Regions from separate parts of the Homo sapiens genome. Here region 2 is linked to region 1. Evidence: chromatin contacts called from ENCODE Hi-C or POLR2A ChIA-PET data. All regions are on one chromosome and are shown on one strand. Each heading gives the region's core, a stretch centred on a gene start or an enhancer-like site at or near the end of the contact. The rest is flanking DNA. Distances are from core to core; before and after follow the strand shown. Region 1 holds the start of ARLN (allregulin). Region 2 holds the start of PRSS12 (serine protease 12).

Region 1 (4,577 bases), core at 536-3,035:
AAAAAGAAAAGCCTAGAACATTTCTTGTAAGGCCTCTATTTTCTATCCAGAGCTGAAAGTTCAGGTCATAAAAACACACACACACACAAAACCCACTGTATTTGAGATTATCAGTCTCTACCAAAACAGGGAGGGAGAGTAAAACTCTCCCTTTACAAATGGCTTGACAGAGAATTTTATAGAAATCCCTATCCCTTTTGCCATCCTCCCATTAATCCCTCTCGCTCCCCTGCCACCCCTTTTTTTGAGACAGGGTTTGCTTTGTCTCCCAGACTGGAGTATAGTGGCACGTTCACAGCTCACTGAAGCCTCGACCTCCCCAGCTCAAGCAATCCTCCTATTTCAGCTTCCCAAGTAGCTGGGACTACAGGCGTGAGCCACTGTGCCTGGCCCTCTCTGTCTTCTCTAACTTACTACACCATCCAAGAAATGAGACAGTGAGGCTTAAGACACCCAAATCTTGGTGAAAATATAGGATGGGGGTTGGGGGTGTAGAAGAAGTGACTGCCTATCAAGAAGTGAGAATTTCAGAAGTAACTCATAGGCATGGTGACTAAGGAGTTAACAGTGAGTGAACAATCAACTCCAAAGTCCAGGAGAGCTGTCTAGATGGGCTACACTGCTCTTCTCCCATAGGAGCCCTGTTTCATCTCACTGCTTCTCCTTAGCTTGTCTCTTAACACCATCTCCATTTGGTGTCTGCTTCCTCCTGCCCTATTCTCTTAAGTTCCCTTCCTTTACCCTCTGCCAGAATTGTCTTTTCAGAGCGAGTGGCGATGAAAATGGAGAGCATGGGTTTTACAAGTAAACTCTACAGAATTTTGTAACTTGGTGTTTTAGGATATGTGGATGTGTGTAAGAAAAGGGCAAAGTGTCTCAGGTTTCTGGGAGGTAACGGTGGATAAAGTTGGCGTTTACTGAAATGGTAACGCTGCAAGGCAAGTAAATTTGGGTAAGAAGCTGTTAAGAGTTCAGTTTTGGACATGTTTAGTTTGAGACAGCTGCGTGGTCTGCTCATGGTTAAACAGCTGTATAGTAAAAATAGCTTTCGTTGAGCACTTACTACTGCCAGGCAACATGCAAATCACTACGATCTCAATCTTCACTACACCCCTATGACCTGGGTTACTAATGGTCCCAAATGGCAGATGAAAAAATAAAGCTCCAAAAGGCGAAATAACTTCTCCGGTCGCTTCATGGTGCTGCAGGAACTCAAGCCTAGCTGGTTTCATTCCAAATCATGAGAAAATATGACGCCAAGTTTTCTCCACACTTCTTTGGAGACTCCCACGGACGTGCTAAAGAAGGACATTTTACTCCTAGTCCTTCTCCCCCACCCACCCGACTGCGCCACTCACCAGCTGTGTGATCTTGGACATATATAAACTCTCTGGAATTCAGTCCCCTCCCCGCCCAAAAGCGAGCAAATGATCTCTAAGCTCCTTACCACCCCAATTTTGCATTCGAGATACTCACCATGGCAAAAAATACACAAAGAGAAACACCACCACATCGAAAAGGATGAAAAGCCAGAGGTCCAACCAGTAGGAGTGTTTGGGAAGCCCATTTGCCCCAGACTGAGGCCTCACATCGAAGTTCTGCCTCCCTCCCTCGCTAAAGCCTCGCCGCTCCCGGAGACCATCTCGACCATCAACACCCGGTGCGTCCACCTCCATCTCGCTCCTGCAGCTTCGTAACAACCCTAGAAACCGAAAATGCTTAAGTTCCCGGACTTTGGTGTTCGCCGCACCGGAAACTGAGCGGAGTCCGGCCGCCTGCGCAGTGCGCCGCGCCCCGGGTTCCGGAATGCACTCTGAACCTACTCTTCCCAGCGCGCAGGCGCCTGGCTCGGCTTTCCGCTGCCTCCGTGACCGCTGGCATGAAGCGCGGCCTCCGCCTTGACACTAAGTCAATGGGCCCGCCTACTTCTGCCTCGCGGCGTCCCAGGCAGATAGCTGGTTATTCAGGTTTCGTTGGAAGAAATACGTTCTCGTCCCCCTGAAAGGCCCAGTCCAGTCAGGTGATGGACTCCTCCCTGAAACTGCACGAGGTCACCTCTCCTATCCCCGTATTCCGTTTGGATCCTTATGCCAACGTGTTAGGAAGGCCCCCTCTGGTGGGTTTTGTACTGTCTCTAGCATTTGACACTTAATATTTAAACACCACCAATGAGGTGGACGTCCTACTCACGGGACTGAGTTTCCAAACGGGCCAGAGAGCAGCACGTGAGCATTTTGCAGGTACTTCAAGGGAGTGGGTTTAAGAATAACCTGGCCGCGCCCCCCTGTAATCCCAGCACTTTGAGAGGCCGAGGCGGGCGGATCACCTGAGGTAAGGAGTTCGAGACCAGCCTGGCCAACATGCTGAAATCCCGTCTCTACTAAAAAAAAAAAAAAAAAAAAAAAAATCCAAAAATTAGCCGGGCGTGGTGGCAGGCGCCTGTAATCCCAGTTACTCGGGAGGCTGAGGCAGGAGAATCGCTTGAACCCGGGAGGCGGAGGTTGCAGTGAGCTGAGATCGTGCCACTATTGCACTCCAGCCTGGGCAACAGAGCGAGACTCCATCTGGGGGGAAATGGGGGTGGGAAGAATAACCCAAAGGTTATTTGACTTTGAGTGTGAGCCTCAGCAAGAACAGAATGCTAGCAGGAAGAAAATGACCTATACTGCCTGGATTTTACCTCGTGGGTCCAATTTCAAATATTCTCTTTCTTGTCACATTATGATTCCTGAATTGTTCAGAAAATAACGGGCACCCAGACATATAAGTGGTTCTCTTGGTGCATAGTAAATGGAGATAAGACTGTAGTTGTGTTTTTACAAAGTCATTAAATCGTCGTAAAACCTCTTTGAAGGGGCAGTACTCCATCTTATAGAATTAGGAAATGAGACACAAAAGGAGTGAATTGTCTAAGGTTACTAAAAAAATTATAAAGCCTAAAATTAACTCCAAATCCAGCACTCTTAAAGCTGTTCCATAGCTTCCTAACCTTGCTCCAATTTGCCTCCAAATCAATTGCCAGGTTTTAGAGACAAAGATAGTATACGACCTTTCAAGAAAAATGCTTTGTAGATTCTGGGATGAGAGGGCCATTACCTGAGAATTAATTAGATTGTGTGCTGTAATACAGATTGTCTGATGGTAGTAGACAAAAAGACCCTGGGCTTAAGTGGCATTGAATCTTTACAAAAATTAGGAAAGGCAAATAAACAATTGCCTCTACCAGAGATGGAAGCATTCTTCTCGCTGACAAGGTAGGATCAATTACTCCTAGTTATTGAAGTAGGATTGATAAAAAATTATTGAGATTATTAGTGTTGAAGAAGCATGACATAAACTGAACAGGTCTTGAAATGGTTTTAAACTTGTCTTTGGCCCAGAGTCACATGCTCATCATGAGGGGATGTTGACAGTATGATCTGTTCTAGAGTCAGGAACGTCTGCCAGACTTGGAAGAGCAACTAGTGCAAATAAGGAGGGGTTATTTAAACTAAATTCAGTTGAAAGATTCTATTTCCGACTTTACCCTTGTAAAAGTCCCACTGATTGTTGATTATTCCACATTACAGAAATGAGTTTAGAGTGTGTTATGGCTGATTTTGAACTACTGGCCTCAAGTGATCCTTCTGCCTCGACTTCCCAAAGTACTGGGATTACAGGCATGAGCCACCTTGCTCAGTTGGCATTTGCCATTATCAAAGCAATTTAAATTTTAAAAAGTACTGTACTGAAATCCAGGTTCACTGTCAGTCATGCAATACCTCGGCACTTGTCCAACCACCTTGAACTTTCTACTTCACATGTTCAACTGAAAAATATGCACCAGGGACTACAGATTGAATCATTGCACTGCAACCATGATCCAACACTTCCATAATTCTGTCAGCACAATTAATCTGATTGAGCTGGGGTGGAGAAGGTGGTGTATGAAAATGCTATAACCATCAGGCCAAAGACAGCTAAGTGTTTTTAAGAAGACGTTACAGATCTTCTGAACTTCAAGTGCAATAAGTTTTCAGGAGGGAGATGATGATGAATTTTGCTTTAACCTAAGGGATAATGCAAATTTTTCGTATGCAGCTCTCAAGCCAGTATATCCATGTGATAAAGCATCCTCATGATCATCCTAGGAATTAAATTAATTTTATAGAATAACCTCTCCAACAGTGGAGAATTTGGTTACTGTAATTTTCATCTGGAAATATATGTGTTTATCTTAAATTATTCTTTCTCATCTTAACTTTGTCTTTTCCTCCTTTTCAAGTTGAGTACCTGTCCTAGCAACAACCCTGTTGATTGGTACCACAGGTTATTTCTCCATCTTCTGGGTCATTTTATTTATTCATTTTGTTGTTATTGTTCTCTTCAATTCTTTTTTTTTTTTTTTTTTTGGAGACGGAGTCTTGCTCTGTCGCCCAGGCTGGAGTGCAATGGTGCGATCTTGGCTCACTGCAACCTCCACCTCATGGGGTCAAGCGATTCTCCCTGCCTCAGCCTCCTGAGTAGCTGGGATTTCAGGCGTCTGCCAGCACGCCTGGCTAATTTTTGTATTTTTAGTAGAGACAGAGTTTCGCCAT
Region 2 (4,577 bases), core at 983-3,482, 950 kb before region 1:
CATTTTTTAACTTTAAATTACTTTTCTTGAGTCTGTGCTTATGTACTTAAAGAGAAGTTGTATATTCTCTCCTACACATTCATTCTCTAATAATTCTCTGCTCTTATCTATTTATAAAACTAAGAATAATATGAAGATGAAAAAAGTCAATGTTTGCTAAACCTAAGATTTTACTATAATCTCTTATGGTGAATAACGAGACAATGCTAGCACTCTTTGTTTGACATCACCTCAAATTTTTTATAGCTACATTGGCATTCTGTTCATGAAACACAAGTAAAGCGATGACTTCATTCCCGAGGATAAAGGATAATTGATCTTAACCTTCCTATCACTTTTCCTTAACTCAAAGCACTAATGCAATTGAAGGTACTGATAAATAAAATTTCTCCAGGAAATGAATGACATTGTGACAGATAACCTCCAAGTTACCTCCAAAAAGTACAAAGTACAATATGATTCAGAATCTCAATTCAGGAAACCCTTGCCCCACAGTGTGAATGGAAAGCTGCCAAAAATATTTTGTTGAAAAGAAATTCAAACTTTGAGGATATTTTTTCTTCCTCAGTTTTTAAACAAAAAAAAAAACCTAATTTCAACAAAATCCCAACAATTCAAAATGAAGCAATGTTCAAAGCTGGATTATTCATTTACATTAAATTTATTAGTGTGATGCTTTTATTACCACAAACCTAAAACATTTTGCCACCTTTATCTCCTGATGTTACCAACTAATCCTGATAAAACATATAAAGCTAAGTAATGGCTCTGGAAAACTGTGTATAACTATATTAAGTTGCTACTTCACCAAGATAGTAGTATTCCCATCTCTTTTCCCTTTCTTTTTTTCCAGTCACTGATGATACTTACCATACTGAGCTGGAGTATGTGAATATGGCTGATTTTGGCCACATAATTTTGCCATACTTTTTAAAACAGAGGTCAACAGCTAAATTAAGGCAAAATTTTACCACATTTTTAAAAATCGGAGTCTAAAGAATGGAGGGAAGGTTATTGATTGCCACGTTAATGTAACATTTCCCTTTCCAGAACAAGTAATTATGCCTCTTTAATGTAAATATGGTAACCCACTCAACGTAAGCTAATCTAGAGAACAGACGCCCAAAGCACACTGTCACCCAATACACGAGCGCACACACACACACAGTGGCCAGAGGACAGAGCAAATTCAGAAACCCAGAGCTCAGCACCTTGCATAGAACTGTCACCCCTGACAACCTTCACACAAGCACACCTGGCTGGCTTAGATTTGCAGCACCAGTATACCTTACTGGTAACCCAGCTGCAGCCCACCATCACAGCCCGCAAACGCAAGCCCACAACCCCACACACCCCGTCACTTTTTCCAAGAGACCTGTACGCCGGCCCCAAGCCTCACTGGCTCCGAGCCCGTCCGGAGTTTCCGCGGCCGCCCCGAGGCCACTAACCGTGTCTGCAGTCGCAGTAGCCCCAGTCCACCTTGCCACGGGCGTCTCCGTAGAAACACCAGGGTCTGCCCGCGCCGTCGGGGCTCCGACAAAAGTTGTGGCGCTGTCCTCGCAGCTGAGCCCAGCTCGCTGGGGGCGACCGCTCCAGGAAGGGTGGCACCTCCGCCCACCGCAGACACGGGGCGCCGAAGTCCGTCACGCTGACCCATGGCTCGCCGGCGGGGCAGCCCCAGGGGTGCGGCCGGGGCGTGTGCCCGGCCTGGAGGGCGTGCGGGCGCTGGGCAGGGAGCGCCCGCGGGGGGCGCGGGAAGCGCGGGAGAGGCGGCGGCGGACGCGTCCTCGGGGGCCGCTGCTGGGTGGGAAGGTAATAGGGGTAGTGCGGACCCGCAGGGGGCGAATGGCGGTGGCTGTGGTGGAGGGAATCATTGAGGACAGAATCAAAGCCGACCACTTCGGGGAGCGCCCCTAACATCAGGGCTAGCACGAAGCGGGCGAGCGTCATGGTGCCAGCGCTGCGGGGTCTGGTCCATGCTCCCCAGCTTCTCGGGCTTGGAGCGGAGAAGAGGAGGGGGCGGGGGCGGGGCTGCCGCGTCCCTCGAATCCCCCAGCCCCCTCCCGCCCCCGCACGCGGACCGCCCTCGCCTCCCCAACCTTGCCTCCCGCCGCTGGTGCCCTGCCGCGCCTCGGCTCCTGTCCCCTGGCGGCGGCCGCGGGTGGGGAAATCTGGAGCTCAGCCGAGCCCCGGCCGGCGGAGAGGACCGGAAAAGAGAAGGCGCGGACGCAGCGGGGAGCGGTTGGGCCTGAGCCCCAGGTAGCGGCGCAGGCACGAGCCCGGGAACTCTGCCCCCTGGGGGCGGGCGCCGGCCGCGCAAGCTGCTCCGGACCTACGCTCGGCCCCTGCCAGGCCCACCGCAGTCCGCCCGCACGGCACTGCCAGCTGCTGGGACCGAGCCCGAGGGTGCCCGCGCGGAGCACGGTCTTGGCTGCCCCTTGCCAGCATGCAGCACCAGCACAGCCCGGCGTTGGCGGCTCCCAAATCTGGCACCGGCCCCTGCCGTCATCTCTCCTCCAACCTCGTCGCCCCGTATCTTGCTTCCTCTGTTTTGAAATCTTTACCAAAGTATGGATGGATTTAGATGCAGCTCTTCCCTGACAACTCCCAGGATAAAAGTTATCAAAACCCACGAGGAATGTTAAAGCCATTTCACTGAACTATACGCTCTTCAAGGACAAGACCACGTTTTATTCAGCTTGATATCACCGTGCTTAACACCGTGCCCCAATAAACATTGGCTGAAATTAAAATCCTGAACCGACTCAGGGAAAGGAGCTTGAGCCTTTCTGCTTCCTGCCTCCCACTTTCCAGCCGGTGCCCTGGACAACACCAGTTGTTTGGTTATTATTGGGATTCAGTGAGGCTCTCTTAATACCAAATTTCCTCTCTAACCAGAGAAGACTTCATCCGTCCCGGTTTCCATCCTATCCAAAAAGTCCACCCCCCTAGCACCTGCCTCGTTTTTTGCAGGGCAAGGGACTTCTGTTAAGCCTATTCATTTGCCTCTCCAGAGACTCTGCCTGCTGACAATTTTGAAGCTTCACTGTTGGCTCGACCTCAGCTTAGTAGGGCCCTTTCAACACTCCTCGCCCCCCTCCCGCAGGCTCCAAAAAACTGTTGGCTTAGAATCTTAAAAAAAAAAAGTTACTGGAGCTGTATGTTTTAGTATTTTGCCTTTCAGTTGTTTCTGACTATGCTACCAAAGTTTGACAAGGAGAAGGAAGCCCGTAAAGAAGGCAACATTTTATTTTCTGGCATGGTCACGTTTCGTTGTGAAAAAGCAATGCTGTCTCATAATATAATGTACCCTGAAGAAAACTTGAACAAAATTCAAATGTTTATTGTTAAAACCTAGGTTTCAATTAGGAACTGAATTAATTCACTACTAGCTTTAAATAAGCCATCTTTAGCCGGGCGAGGTGGCTCACACCTGTAATCCCAGCAGTTTGGGACGCCCAGGCAGGCGGATCACATGAGGCCAGGAGTTCGAGAACAGCGTCGCCAACATGATGAAACCCGCCTTTACTAAAAATACAAAAAGCCGGGGGAGTGTTGGCGCACGCCTGTAATTCCAGCTACTTGGGAGGCTGAGCCAGGAAAATCGCTTGAACCTGGGAGCAGAGGTTGCAGTGAGCCGAGATCGTGCCACTGCACTCCAGCCTGGGCGACAGAGGGAGACGTTGTCTCAAGAAAAAAAAAAAAAATCCATCTTTAATTTTGTGGGTCGTTTTATTGTTTTTTGTTTCACTCCTATTAATGAAATATTTGATTTTACTTTAGAGAGAATTGGGTAAAAGAAATGATGTTAAGAGTCCAGGGATGTATTTGTCAAATCTTTATTCAAGTTGTTTTCATTCCAGTTGTTTTTACCCATTATTTTTTTACTAATACTTTTCTGGCTCCAAAAGCATAGTTAAATCTATACTTGTGGAAGACAATGAAAGATAAAATATATATCTGGAGTAGTCTATTTGTTCATTTTAGTGAGGGTTGGCAGAGCTCATCAATCACAGATTTTTGAAATAATAGGTGACAGTTCTATCAGGGGTCAGCCCTTTTTCTTTCTGACTAGCTTTTCCACCTTAGGCTACACACCTGATGGCCCAGGGAAGGCTCATTTTAGGACTGTGGGGAGGCTGCTTGGACCCTGCTCCCTCCCCTTCCCACATTGACCCCTACAATCATTGCTTCCATGCTTCCTGGGGGTCCAGAAGCAGACCCAATTTCCATGCATCTACATACCTTGCAGACAGGAAAATAATGAGAGAGAAGTGAATAAAACAGAAGACTGTTAGATCTGAGCTCCAGAGAGGAGCATGGCCTCAGGCAGTCTGGCCTCTCCTCCACTTCCCTGTACTCTGAGGCCACTTAACATTTAACAGACTATAAAATTGACATACACAAAGTGGAGTTACCCACAGAAAATTCCACGTCCGGATTTCATCATTTAAGTTTTAAAACATACTTTTCTTAGAAAATATAAGGGCATTTATGTAATTATGATTTGAGGGCCTTGGCTTGGGTTTTGCCTTCTATTTGACAGGAAAAGTGTGTCTTAAATAGCTCTCTTCTTG

What was found. Hi-C counts contacts between places; a loop is a spot of excess contacts on that map. ChIA-PET counts read pairs that join two places held with the same protein, here RNA polymerase II (POLR2A). Pooled maps may share reads with other maps.
Region 2: a loop to region 1 is called in a pooled map, with 2.4 times the contacts of the local background. The contact joins the promoter of PRSS12 here to the promoter of ARLN in region 1. A Hi-C loop is called at or near these places in 1 of 50 pooled maps. POLR2A ChIA-PET finds 5 or more read pairs at or near these places in 2 of 52 experiments (GM10248 and PC-9).

The regions. Positions count from the first base shown.
Region 1 is chr4:119,298,860-119,303,436 of GRCh38, forward strand. ARLN (allregulin) reads right to left here and starts at 1,786. Exons shown (of 2, transcript NM_001001701.4): 1 at 1,477-1,786. The coding sequence starts at 1,676. RefSeq lists enhancers at 1,380-1,429, 1,530-1,759.
Region 2 is chr4:118,350,771-118,355,347 of GRCh38, forward strand. It overlaps PRSS12 (serine protease 12), which reads right to left and starts at 2,233. Exons shown (of 13, transcript NM_003619.4): 1 at 1,449-2,233. The coding sequence starts at 1,950. RefSeq lists an enhancer at 1,978-2,823 and silencers at 2,090-2,169, 2,200-2,459.